3 separate regions of the Homo sapiens genome follow, and all the other regions are linked to region 1. A link is a contact called in ENCODE Hi-C or POLR2A ChIA-PET data. All regions are on one chromosome and are shown on one strand. Each heading gives the region's core, a stretch centred on a gene start or an enhancer-like site at or near the end of the contact. The rest is flanking DNA. Distances are from core to core; before and after follow the strand shown.

Region 1 (3,987 bases), core at 670-3,169:
CAGCACTGTTTCGCATGTTCAGAGGGGTTGGAGCGTTTGTCCCAAGCTTCCAAGTAGCAGAGTGGGGATAAAAACCCAGGGTTGCTGGCCTCTACCACCGTGATCTTTACTGCTGCACACTCCCTCCAGCTAAGTAAGATATCCTCTCCCATTTCTTCCCCATGGAAACCTTCCATGGCCAGGACCTTCCATGGCCAGGACCTGCTCCAGGACCTCTTCCCAGACTGCTGCGGCCCCCACCTGCCTGTCCTCCTCTCTATCTGGGCCCTGAATCCCCTGTGCTGTCCAGATTCCCACAGATCATCAAGCCTCACCCTGTCAAGGCCCAGCCTTTCCTCTGGTGGCACAAAGAGGCTGCATGTCCCTCCTTCCTGGGGAGGGGACAGCCTTTTCCTGTATTCCGAAGATTGCCATAGCTACCTGACACGCTAGTAGTGTTTAATCTACTTGGATCAAAAAAATTTGGAGAATGGAAGAAAGCATCCTTTCTCCAGAAAAATAAGAAACCTGGTTTAGGAAAAAGAAGGTGTGGACTAATTTGTGGCCAAGGACAGCAGAGCCAGGCGACCCACACTTGGACCCTAGCGGCCTGGGCCAGTGAGCAGAGACCAGGGCACCACCCCCTGCAAGAACTGTCCCCTCTCCCCGCACCCCCCGGGTCCTTAAGGGGTGGAGGGGGAGGGCCATGGGGGCTCAGTAAGCCTCGGCCTGGGCCTCTGGGCGCGCTTGCCGCTGCGCGGGCGCGGGGCGGCTGTCACACCACCCTGGCCGGGTCCCGAAAGGGAGGAGTGGAGCTTGCCCGCCTCCGCGAGCCTCCGCGCGCCCAGCCTTCCTCCACCTGCCCGGCGTGCCCAGGGCGCTCCCAGCGCTGGAAGCCGGGGGCGCTTGCCCGAGGCGGGAGTCGCTGGGTCATGCTCTTGCCCACCAGGTCCTCCGAATCCCTGGTAGGGCAGCGTCTGTCCGTGTCCCCGACCCCTCCCGCAGGCAACTCGCGCGAACCTGGGGCTCGCAGAGAGCGAGCGCCCGCGGACACCGGCTGAACAGTCTGGAGGCTGCGCGAGGGGGCGCCGCGGGGAGGGATAAAAGCCAGCAACAAAGAGCACAGACCTCGTCCAGCAGTTGATTGACTCGTCCCAAAATAGCCGTCTCCATTTGCTGCTCCCCGCGCTCCGCTTCCAGGCGCAGCACCCGGGCCTGCAGCTCGGCCGTCCGAAAGTGGGCGAGCAGGCTGAGTGCCAGCGAGCAGAGGGCCAGCGTCAGCAGCCCGCACGACCCTGGACTCGGCAGCCGTGCGCCGCGCTCCGCCCGCGCCGCCACCAGAGCCACCGTCCCGGGCGCGCCCAACTCCCCAGGGCCGCGGGCACCGGTGGCTGCCGCTTTGTGGGTGCGCTCCGCTACCATCCTCTCGCGTCTTGAGAACCAATAAATAAATAAATAGAATAAATAAAGGCGACAGCCGCTGCCAAAAGGCTCTATCCAAACTGCGGGGCAGGGGGAAAGGGCTTGTATCGCTGGAAAACGTCCCTTTCCGCTGCTCCCGGCAAAGAGGACGGAAAAATTAGCAGTAGGAGAGGAAGTGCCGAAAAAGCACAACCAGCGGTAATTGGGGTACACCTAGGTGAGAAAAAAGTTATTTCGAAGAACGTTCCAAGTCCAGGAAAGTTAGGGGAATCTGACCGGCTCTCCTTCTCTCCGCCCAGTCTTTCCCTTCAAGTGTCTGCAGAGCAGTTGGTGCCGCGCTGTCAGTCCTTCTGGGCGCCTCGTGTCTCCCGGGCCAGTCAGTTTCAGTCCCCGGGCGAAGGGGCGCACACGGAGGGCCCCATGGGCAGAGGTGGGTCGTGGCGGCTGGCGAGGAGCGCAGGGGCCGATTCCGGCGCCTCTGTAACTTGACACACTCCCTGCGGCGGCACGGATCGGATGAGCAATCCGTGCTACTTCCCAAACTAATCTCTCCCTCCCCCCTCCCTCCTCCTCCTCCTCCTCGTCACTCCTCCTCCACCTCCCGCGGGGCCGACGGCTTGGATTTGTTTATTTATGCAAACTCGCCCAGGGTGGGGGGCGTGGTGAGCAGGTCCGGCGGCCCCAGCCCGCCGGCCCGGGAGCCCCTCTGCCGCGCTCCCCGTCCTCTTTGAAGTGACACTTGGGGTTATTTATAGGCAGGAAGGGGGTGTGGAGTGGAGCTGGCGCTGCACTTCCCTCTCTTTCTCCGGATTCACACCGAGGGCTCGTTTGGCCTTCCACGGAGGCGGTGAGGCGGGCACCACCTTCCATGGACGCGTTGGGGCAGGCACCACTCCACCTTTCCCAGCCCTTGAGACCCTCCAGGAACTCGACTGAGTTATTGTCAGGGCTTGTGGGTGGATCTCCACGTCCTGATCAGGACTACCTGATCCCTTCAGCCACCGCTCCTCTACTCCCAAGCCCCCAACCTCTTTCCCCTTCCTTCTCCCCCGACAACCGACTCCCCGGGGGCTCTGTACCTCCTGAGATCTGCAGCTCCTCCAGTGCCGGGCGGCCAACCACATCTTTACTCTGGGGTGAAAAGTCAGCCCTCCAGGGGGCAGCAGAGCTGGCAGCCCTTCCTCTCAGGACCAAGACCTGAGGTAGTATGAGACACTGAAAACGGAGGAGATCTTATTCCAGGTATCTGAGAGGTGGCTCATTGGGGCCGCCTGCCAGTCCTGACATCTCCCCTTCTTGCCTGCCATTAATCTGAGACCCATGCCATCTATCCCTGTGTGGTGAGACCAGCCTGCCTCAATCATCCCAGTCATCAAAGGTGAGCAATTCCTACACAAACTCAGGTTCCATCCCTGCGGGAGGCTTAGGGCTAACCAGGCTCTCTCCTGTTGTCATTTCCTATATTCCACTAGAGAAAAACTGGTGGCCTGAAGGGCATTTGGTAGTTTTCTCTCTTCTCTTGTCACCTCCTCCACCCCCCACATTAAGTAGCATTTGTATCCCAAGAGACTTTATCTCCTTGTGCCTGTTGACATTCCTGTGAATGAGGTGGTGGGACTGAGTTTTTGGGAGAAAGCCTGTCTTCCTGGAACAGCGGGCAGAGGAGAGTAGACTGGGTTTTCAAATATGCAGTGGAGGTGGGGGCAGCAGTGGTGCTGGGATTCCATTTCAAAATAACAAGGCATGCCAGTACAAACTTCCCATTTTCTATATTGACCTGATGGAACTTGATATATAATACAGTGTCACTGCACTTCTAATAAAGTGTGGCACACTTAATAGTGCATATTGGACTTGTAACATAGTAAGTACTGAGATCATATGTAATAAAGGTAACATTGACTGCTGGGCCAGTCAGCCACTATGGAGGACAACAGGAATAGAAGGCGATGCTGCTGAAAGAGCCCGTGGCCAGGAGCTCTGGGTTCCAGTTCCAGTTCTAGGATTCTCCTGATGGCTTCAGTGGCAAGGGCACTCTGTTTTCTCCATCCCTGTGATGGGATGTCCCAGTCCACTCTACAGAGGAATGAATCCTTGGGAGACTTGGATGGTATTGAAGAACACCAGGGGGCGTTGGAGAGTTTCTGCACTGGGAGGTACAGGCCAGGAAATTCAGGGACTTTGGACTTCCCCCACTCCCCTCCCAGGCTAGTCTGAATGGAGGAACTGAGGTGGGGAGTTAGTTTCATTCCCTCCTTATTCTGCAAACTGATCTTTTCCCTTTCAGGACTTTGGAGGCCCTCAGGAATGCTCAGGCAGTGAAATCTAAACAGTTTGGAGCTGGAGCATCCTTGTGATTGGGAACTGAAAGAGGAGGGTGTTGCGCTAGCCTGACCTGGCCCCAGCATTGCAAACCCTGGAGCTTCCAGGGGGACTCTGGAGTCAGAGAAACCTGGGTGTAAATCTCCCTTTTGTCAATGTGGAAGCTGCTGAACATCTCGGAGGCTCAGTTTTCTCATTTGTAAGATGGGCTGATAATAAAAGTATCTACCCGTCTGGAAGGACTGAATGAGGTAATGTATGTAA
Region 2 (4,611 bases), core at 119-2,618, 230 kb after region 1:
CCCTGCCTTGTGCTCTCTGTGCGATGCCCGAGTGATGCAGAGGCAGGGGGCTGGAGCAGGTGACTGCTGGCAGCTGCTGTCTGTCTGTGATTGGACCGGAGGACTAAGGGGAGAAAAAGTTTATCAGCTTCTCCCAGTGCCTGCACGCTGTGGTAGTTCAAAAGACACGAGGGGGAGGGGCACAGCAGCTCTGCTTCCCAGCGCCTTGGGAGACTGAAGTGAAAGGAACGCTTGAGCCCAGGAGTTCGAGACCATCCTGGGCAACAAAGCAAGACCGCCCCTCACCCCATACAAAATAAAAATACAAATAAATTAGCCGGGCACAGTGGCGCATGCCTGTAGTCTCAGCTACTGGGAAGGCTGAAGTGGGAGGATAGCTTGAGCCCAGGAGATCAAGGCTGCAGTGAGCTGTGATTGCACCACTGCAGTCCAGCCTGGGCGACAGAAGGAGACCGTTTTTTGGTTTTGTTTGTTCGTTTAAAAAAAAAAAGAAGCAAGAGCTCACTGTGAACTCCTGGTTCCTTCCTCCCCTCCTCACACTTCCCAGAACTCTTCCTGTCACGGTTCCTGGCCAGAACGCTGGGATACTATCTACAAGCTGTAGTAGGCTTGTAGTAATGGAATGTCCGCTTGAGGGGTCCCCGCACAGCCAACCCCTGCCTCTGGAGTGGGATCTATGGGGGTGGGGTTCTAAGCGCCTCTGGGGAGTGTGAGGTAGCATCTCAGGGTGTGGCAGAGGCTCGGACACCCCCAAAAGGTCTGCGAATGGAAGGGACATAGGCAGGATCTCTCTCAGTGATGTCCCCTGTCTTCCAGGATGAAGAGAGGCAGTGAAACACCAGGAGAGCAGGGCGTCCTTTAGAATTCCTGGACCCTTCTCCAGGCTGCTAGTCAGGACAATGAGCTCGTGGTTGTCTTTGCCACTATCTTCCTGTGCGATTTCAGACAAGCCACCTCCCTCACTAAGCCTAAATTTCCCCATGTGTAACGTGCAGGCATTGTACCCTAGAGGCATCAAAGTCCCCTCCAGGACAGATGCTAAGGAAAGATAGGCTAGGAGCAAAGCCGTCTGAGGTGGCCTGACCAGAGCCACACGAGGCTCTTCTCACTGGGCGAGGCTCTTTGAGGAACCGAGAGTTGCTGGGACCCAGCCCGCCCTCGAGAGAGCAAACAGAGCGGCGCTCCCCTCCCCCGACCCCGGCCCTTTGTCCGGAATCCAGCTGTGCCCTGCGGGGGAGGAGCGGGCTCGCGTGGCGCGGCCCCAGGGCCCCGGCGCTGATTGGCCGGTGGCGCGGGCAGCAGCCGGGCAGGCACGCTCCTGGCCCGGGCGAAGCAGATAAAGCGTGCCAAGGGGCACACGACTTGCTGCTCAGGAAATCCCTGCGGTCTCACCGCCGCGCCTCGAGAGAGAGCGTGACAGAGGCCTCGGACCCCATTCTCTCTTCTTTTCTCCTTTGGGGCTGGGGCAACTCCCAGGCGGGGGCGCCTGCAGCTCAGCTGAACTTGGCGACCAGAAGCCCGCTGAGCTCCCCACGGCCCTCGCTGCTCATCGCTCTCTATTCTTTTGCGCCGGTAGAAAGGTAATATTTGGAGGCCTCCGAGGGACGGGCAGGGGAAAGAGGGATCCTCTGACCCAGCGGGGGCTGGGAGGATGGCTGTTTTTGTTTTTTCCCACCTAGCCTCGGAATCGCGGACTGCGCCCAGTGACGGACTCAAACTTACCCTTCCCTCTGACCCCGCCGTAGGATGACGCCTCAACCCTCGGGTGCGCCCACTGTCCAAGTGACCCGTGAGACGGAGCGGTCCTTCCCCAGAGCCTCGGAAGACGAAGTGACCTGCCCCACGTCCGCCCCGCCCAGCCCCACTCGCACACGGGGGAACTGCGCAGAGGCGGAAGAGGGAGGCTGCCGAGGGGCCCCGAGGAAGCTCCGGGCACGGCGCGGGGGACGCAGCCGGCCTAAGAGCGAGTTGGCACTGAGCAAGCAGCGACGGAGTCGGCGAAAGAAGGCCAACGACCGCGAGCGCAATCGAATGCACAACCTCAACTCGGCACTGGACGCCCTGCGCGGTGTCCTGCCCACCTTCCCAGACGACGCGAAGCTCACCAAGATCGAGACGCTGCGCTTCGCCCACAACTACATCTGGGCGCTGACTCAAACGCTGCGCATAGCGGACCACAGCTTGTACGCGCTGGAGCCGCCGGCGCCGCACTGCGGGGAGCTGGGCAGCCCAGGCGGTTCCCCCGGGGACTGGGGGTCCCTCTACTCCCCAGTCTCCCAGGCTGGCAGCCTGAGTCCCGCCGCGTCGCTGGAGGAGCGACCCGGGCTGCTGGGGGCCACCTTTTCCGCCTGCTTGAGCCCAGGCAGTCTGGCTTTCTCAGATTTTCTGTGAAAGGACCTGTCTGTCGCTGGGCTGTGGGTGCTAAGGGTAAGGGAGAGGGAGGGAGCCGGGAGCCGTAGAGGGTGGCCGACGGCGGCGGCCCTCAAAAGCACTTGTTCCTTCTGCTTCTCCCTGGCTGACCCCTGGCCGGCCCAGGCCTCCACGGGGGCGGCAGGCTGGGTTCATTCCCCGGCCCTCCGAGCCGCGCCAACGCACGCAACCCTTGCTGCTGCCCGCGCGAAGTGGGCATTGCAAAGTGCGCTCATTTTAGGCCTCCTCTCTGCCACCACCCCATAATCTCATTCAAAGAATACTAGAATGGTAGCACTACCCGGCCGGAGCCGCCCACCGTCTTGGGTCGCCCTACCCTCACTCAAGTCTGTCTGCCTCTCAGTCTCTTACCACCCCTCCTCCAATGTGATTCAATCCAATGTTTGGTCTCTCAGCGCTTACTCCCCTTGCCTTGCTCCAAAGACGCTGCCGATCTGCTCTACTCCCAATCAGGTCCGGGATTTCAGGGCGCCTCACTCTGCCTTAAAGCCACGAAGGCGACCCTCTGCCTTCTCCTCGTGCACTTTTCGGAGCCATTGCCCTCCCGGGGCGGAAGACCAGGCTGTGAACTGGGAAAGCGCTAGCCCGGCCAGGGAGCATCTCCCCAGCCTCCCTGCGAACTGCGCCTGAAACGTGAGCTGCGCTGCAGGTGCCTGGAGCACCGCGCATCTTTTTTTTTTAAATCTGTTTGTAAATTATATGATGCCTTTTGAAATCAATTTTGGTACAGTAAATTATATGGCCCCTCCCCTGTTTTACACATTTGTATTTATTAATGAGATTTCACAGCAGGGAAAAGCCTATATTTTGTATATTAGATTATTTAGGGATTGCTGGATGAGATTTTAAGCCAATAAAAAAAAATGGACCTTCAAGAAGCCTTGGCAAGATGACTCCATTGTGTGTTGGGGAGAGGAGGGCCACAGTCACTACAGCTGAGGAAGAGCACTTCTGTCCAAAGAGAGGGATGACACTCTTTCTGGAGGTCTGGGCTAGAGCCAGGGCAGATTGGGTTTGGAGAGCTGGAAGTCTTCTAAGTAATTATTGGTCCAGCTCCCTTTTTTCTATATAGGGCAATGACTCCTCTTATTTCAAAGAGTGGTTTAGAAGAAAGACAAGCCTCCAACTAGGACAACTGACTCTCACTTGCTGGCCCTTTCCCCAACTCCACCAGCCTAGCTTTAGAGCAACTGTTGGTTGCACTTGGGGAAGGGATACAGTAATAATTCAATTGCAGAGTCAGAGTCCTCGGAAACACGGCTGGGCTGGGCATCCTAGGAATTTTCCCAAGGTGCTTAGAGGCCTAGCAAATCCCCTGAGCATATTTTACTCCCCAGGCACTGAGGTGGCTGTGTCGTGAACTCCTTGAACTGAGCAGCCAGGAGCAAAGAAGGTGGAGCGTCTGGCTGGAATATCCAGCAACGCCCCCTCCCTCATCACCTGGCAGCCTTGATTGAAAACTTATTAAGAAACTGTTCAAGGTTTCCAGCCACACCATGTCTCTTACTGGCAAGGTGGAATAGGACTGGTGCAGCATGAGCACTGAAATCTGTCCCAGGAGTGCCAGTAGAGCACCACTACATGACTTCAGGGACCCCTAGGACCTCAGAGAATATGGTCTAAGCTGTAAGGATCCAGAGTTCGCCTGCTGCTTGGGAATAGGAAAGTGAAGGACGGGCACCCTACCTGCTAGTTGAACTACAGAGGCCTCCTTGAATTGGCCAGGGGTGTCCTGGGAAGAAGTGGGCCAACCCAGGTCAGGCGCGGTGCTGCCAGGCCCCAGGAACTGGTGGAGAGGTTGCTTTTCCAGCACATTAGAGTGCAAAGGTGGTGTCTTCTCAGGGGTTAATGCCTCTTGCATCTCTCTTTCTCTCCTATGCCCTACCCAATTCAAATGGAAATTTTCCTCTTCTCTACCACAAATCTCTAAAGTTAGCTCAGAGGAGACTTGTCTCAGTTATCAGCGGCAGGATTTGAGGGCGGGAAGAGGGACATGGCAAACAAACGAATGAACGAAGGTGTTGTTTCATTCTGTGGCTTTAATCTGGGAGGAGGAGATTAATGGGTTATTGATGACCTCTGCAATAGCCAACTTTCCACCTGGGTCACTGCCCGGGGACAGGTGTCAGCAGCTTGGGAGTTGCACAAACCAAGCAAACACCTGTGATTTGCTGGGCGTTA
Region 3 (4,489 bases), core at 288-2,787, 250 kb before region 1:
GAAGGACACCTCAGTTCCAGCGTGGCTGTGACAGGGTAACTGCCCTTAAAATCAGGGCAGCGGAGCCACGGTTCCCATCGCGTCCCCTCAAACACTCAGGGCCCCGCACTTTGGTTTCTCAGCCCATTTCTTCTCGCGCCTTTCATCCCTTCACTCATCCAGGGCCGTTGCCAAAAAACCCTGGCAAGGACCAGGCCTCAGTCAGGCCCACGGTGGTCCACTGCACGCGACGGGAAACTCCTGGAGGAAGCTCGTTTGGCCCTTGGGGAACCAATGCCCCTTTGGCCATTGTTGTAAGGAACAAAGAGGGCAAGAACTGAGGGCGCCCCCCCAAGGAAAGGCGGGGGAGGACACCCACGGGCGATCCGGGGGGCTGGCCGGGCTGGGGCTGAGGTGCGCCGGGGCTGGAGGCTGGGAGCCGGGGGAGGCAGGGCTGGTCCCCAACCGCCGCGCCCCGCGAGCGATACGCACGGCGTCCGGCGCCCGGCAGAGCCCTTTCCTGCGCCGCAGCCAGTTTACTTTTATTCCCTTTTTCGATATTTTTATTATTATTATTTTTTCCCGCGCAAAGCGGGAGCCAGACTGCCCAGGCGAGCCACGGCCGGGCCGCCATTTCCCGGTGAAAGCGCAGCGCGCGTCGGCACCGGGCGCCCCGGAAAGGGAACCGAAGGGGAGTGCCCGGCCTCGCGCCCTCTTCCGCGCCGGCCCCGGGGCGCACGCCCGCCCGCGGCGCCCGGGTGTCCGCGCAGCAACCCCCAGCCCTCGCCCCGCCACCCGGCGTCCCCGACCTGACCTTCCCCGGCGCGGCCCGCCCCCGGACTCGGGTCCCTAACCTCCGCCCGGCTGCTCCGCGCCCCCTCCATTGTCAGCCTGGAGCCGCCGGCGCCCTGCCCGGGCACCTTCAGAGGCCCCCGAGCGGCCCTCCCCGGGCTCCCTCGGGCCCTGCGCAGCCCCCCACCCATCGCCCCGTGCCCATCGGCGGCCGGGCGCCTCCGTCCTCCCGCTCCTGCGCCCGAAACTCCGCATTCCCAGGAGACCTCCGCTTCCTCCGGGTCCAGCCTCGCCTGGGGCCCGCTGCTGAACCTCGCATCCCTCCTCCTTCCCCTCTCAGTACCCTCGACGCCCCCGGCCCCTCGCTGGCCGCAGGAATTTGACCACTTCTTTAGCAGCCCCCCCTTTATCGCCCAAGGAAGCAAGTTGGGCAGCTGGATTTAAGAATTTGTTTTTGCAGAGGGTGGGTCGGCTATCGAGGGTGCGCCCGCAGGGGCTCGGGGGAGAGGCAGAGGTGGTTCTCTCCGGCCCCTGCACTGCCCCGGCGGCGCGTTTTGTTTCCAGACCCCGGAGCACCCTAAACAATAATGCCATCGCCATGGCGGGCTCACCTGGTGCTGCGCCGCCTGCTCCCGGCGCCCGGTGCCCTCTGCGCGCCCCTCCACGGGCGCAGGTTTGGCCCACGCGGCGCCGGTGCCGGGCAGGACTCTTTGCCTTTCTTTGGGTTCTATCTGTGCGTGTCAATGGCGGCAAGCGGCAGTTCTCTGGGCCGCGGATAGTAGCGGGGGGAGGAGGAGGAGGGAGAAGGGATTGCTCCTTCTCCACATAACCACCTCTAGGAGGAGTTGCTCAGCCTCATCCCCCGCCAGCCCAGGCTCCGCGACGGGTCCGGGGCTTTCGGTGGGGCTTGATGAGCTATTGTCCTTCAGGAGTATTAATGGTGAAACCGCGCGGCCTCCGCGTACTTGGCCGATCTGCGAGACGAGCCGAGGGCCACTCGCTAACATGAGGCTTTCCCCAGAACTGGGCACAAACGCGCTATGGTCGCGATCCAGTCTCCTGTTAGCTGGATCCACCTTTGGTGGGAGAAGGTGGCGTGGGCGTTCATCTGGCAGCTCTGGGGAGAGTCTTCGAAGGGGAAAGCGAAAAATGCCACCTTCTATATTTTTGTGTCCTTAAATAATAACAAGTACATTAACGTTTGTGTCCACCACTGGGAAGAGTGCATAGGGCGGCCACAGCCACGAGAGCTGAGAATTTATATCCGTGCCTGTAGGCTTTTTAGAAATTAAGACCGATTTAGAATCCAGCGTTGCATAATATTTGGAGAGGCAGATGTATGTTTTGGTGGGTGAGACTGTGTGTATGGGCATAATTTTTAATTGGGTTGCTTTACAAGGTGTTAATTTGCAATATCCCAACGGGTATTTAGATGAGCGCGAGGCTATTGTCTTCAGGACCAGTTTTTATTAGTTACTAGAAAATGCATCTTTATGGGGGTGTGGTGGACACTGTCGGGTGTGATAATGGGGATTAGCAGTTGCTGTGTTCCTAGTGGAAGCCAGTCTCGGCTTTGTATTGTGAGTTGTTGGCCAGGGCTCCATGGCTGGAGGGGAGTCAAAAGAATGTGTTTATTTCAGTGGGAAATACTAACTTGCTGTGGACCATCCAGGTTTCCTCTGATTTCTCCTACAGTCAAAGGACTGTGAGAGGCAACATTTTGATCCCTTCCAAAAAGAGAAACCGGTGCAAACAGAATTCTCCAGCCTTGGCCAAATGGCTGATTTTTAAAGCTGTTACATTTGGTAATATTGTGTATATTTGCTACTACAAACTTGTAACTATTTAGGCAGTGGGGACTTTGGAGTGACTGAAAGCCTCCCAGTGCCTGAGTGGGAAGAACTCATGCCTACCACCCTCTGCGTCTCTACTAGTTAGTTAATCATGGCTATTGCTGGCGTTTATAGATAGCGGGTTAGGTTTAGAACATGTGCATTTTAAAGTGTATTTGCTGAGAAATCAGCCATGTTTCTCTCTGACTTCCTCCAAATCACGCATATATCATCAACATATGCATAAGCCTCTATTTCAGTCTCCTATGGCTTCTCAAACTCCCCTGGACTCAACAGTCTCTGTTTCTTGGGGCTTCCTTTACTCTTTTCCTAAGCCTTTCACGCCCTCTGTGTATGACCTCACTGTTCTTTGTCTTGGAAGGTATTTTCCAGGTCAGATATCCAGTCAGGATAAAGTCTTCTTTCCCCAAGATGTATATTTAAAGGGTTTCAAATGATCCCCTGGGGCATCCCATAATGATGTCCTTTCCCATTCCTAAAGAAAGGGTCTCTCTTCTTATACCTTCAGGTGTCCATTCTTCACCAGAAATAACCATCAAGCCAACATTCAAGAGAGTTCAGGAGTTTTCTATGAGTGCTTGAAAAATACTCATACTCTGTCATCCAGTCAGCCAGGCTGACTGAAATATAGTTGAATAATTCATCAGTAGATATTAGATTCACATTCTCCTTGTAATTTCCCAATAAAAGTGGCATATGTGGTCATTTTTATGTGAATTTTATATAACAGTTCATTCTAGCATTTTGTTATGTGCTATCCTGAGAGAGGCTGGATCTAGTAAATTTACTGGTTAGGATTCTCCCATTTCATACTGGTTGGTTTCTTCAGACAGATGATGCTGTCACAACTCAGAAAATCAAGGAAGAGGTCAGCTTCAAAATACTCTGATTCTTAGGATAAAAGGGTTCTTAGAGTTCACCTAGTGGAAACCTTTGCTATAGGAAGAAATCTGGTATTTGGAAGGGTGAAATGACTCAGCCATGGCCTCGCAGGACATTAGTGGGAGATCCTCCAATGCATGTCCAGATACCCAGTCAATGCAGTTTCCGCCAATTCCAAACTTTTCAGGATGTATAGGGGACAAATATGCCACTTAATATGCAGATCTAGTTGAATTATGTGTGTTTAATACCGAACATTTAACACATAAAAATTTAACACTGAGATAGTATCATATAATATTATATAAAATTAAAATACATTTTAAAAAGTCAACATGATCATAAGTTGATAAGTAATCTAGAGTTCCGCAGTGGTCTCTAGCTCGGGGAACCTCTGACAAGTTGAATAATAAAGAATGATAAGAGCTTACACTTATTGAATGTTTACTATGTGCACTGTACTAAGCACTTTATCCTAACTTATTTAATCCTTTCAACACTTGTATGGGGCAAGCACTATTTTCTCCTTTTTACAGACTGAGGCAGGGAGTGGATGAGAAACTTTCCCACAGTTATAGAGTTAGGAAGTGGCAGATCCATGCTCTTAATCACTGCCTTAATCTGAAGGTGGAGAAGTGCATTTGTTTTAAGCAAAGGAATTTTGCACTCAGTCACATGATCTGAGTCTAAGAGGGGCCCTTGGGCCCCTCCCAATAAATGTCCCTAAGGAGTCAGCAAACAGCCTAATTACAGGAGGGTTGGTTGATTACAGTTGCACTGAAAACATTTTCTTAACCCTTGACCTGTATGTGTGCATAATATTATGAATACAGGTATTGATTGTGAGTTGACTCCATTACAGCAAACATGTCTTTAATAATTTTATTGAGATGCAGGATGAAGCACTTCTCCATTTAGAGAGAGGCATGTAGCATAATTTAGAGATGAAAAAAAAAAAAGAATCAAATGAATCAGTCATCCAA

The links. A loop is a pair of places that touch in the nucleus more often than their neighbours do. ChIA-PET counts read pairs that join two places held with the same protein, here RNA polymerase II (POLR2A). Pooled maps may share reads with other maps.
Region 2: a loop to region 1 is called in a pooled map, with 2.8 times the contacts of the local background. The contact joins the promoter of NEUROG3 here to the promoter of COL13A1 in region 1. A Hi-C loop is called at or near these places in 1 of 168 maps with a recorded cell type or tissue (DLD1), 1 of 37 single-sample maps with no recorded cell type and 3 of 50 pooled maps. POLR2A ChIA-PET finds 5 or more read pairs at or near these places in 1 of 52 experiments (PC-3).
Region 3: a pooled map shows a loop between it and region 1 (2.4-fold over the local background). The contact joins the promoter of MACROH2A2 here to the promoter of COL13A1 in region 1. A Hi-C loop is called at or near these places in 1 of 168 maps with a recorded cell type or tissue (endothelial cell of hepatic sinusoid) and 2 of 50 pooled maps. POLR2A ChIA-PET finds 5 or more read pairs at or near these places in 1 of 52 experiments (OCI-LY7).

The regions. Positions count from the first base shown.
Region 1 is chr10:69,799,838-69,803,824 of GRCh38, reverse strand. It overlaps COL13A1 (collagen type XIII alpha 1 chain), which reads right to left and starts at 1,919. Exons shown (of 41, transcript NM_001368882.1): 1 at 1,108-1,919. The coding sequence starts at 1,401. It overlaps LOC124902444 (a long non-coding RNA gene), which reads left to right and starts at 2,054. Exons shown (of 2, transcript XR_007062179.1): 1 at 2,054-2,779; 2 at 3,689-3,962.
Region 2 is chr10:69,570,179-69,574,789 of GRCh38, reverse strand. NEUROG3 (neurogenin 3) reads left to right here and starts at 1,368. Exons shown (of 2, transcript NM_020999.4): 1 at 1,368-1,580; 2 at 1,746-3,092. The coding sequence starts at 1,747. The coding sequence ends at 2,391. It overlaps LOC101929021 (a long non-coding RNA gene), which reads right to left and starts at 1,833. Exons shown (of 4, transcript XR_946037.2): 1 at 1,723-1,833. RefSeq lists a silencer at 1,098-1,317 and enhancers at 2,575-3,202, 4,101-4,611.
Region 3 is chr10:70,049,894-70,054,382 of GRCh38, reverse strand. It overlaps MACROH2A2 (macroH2A.2 histone), which reads right to left and starts at 1,537. Exons shown (of 9, transcript NM_018649.3): 1 at 1,383-1,537.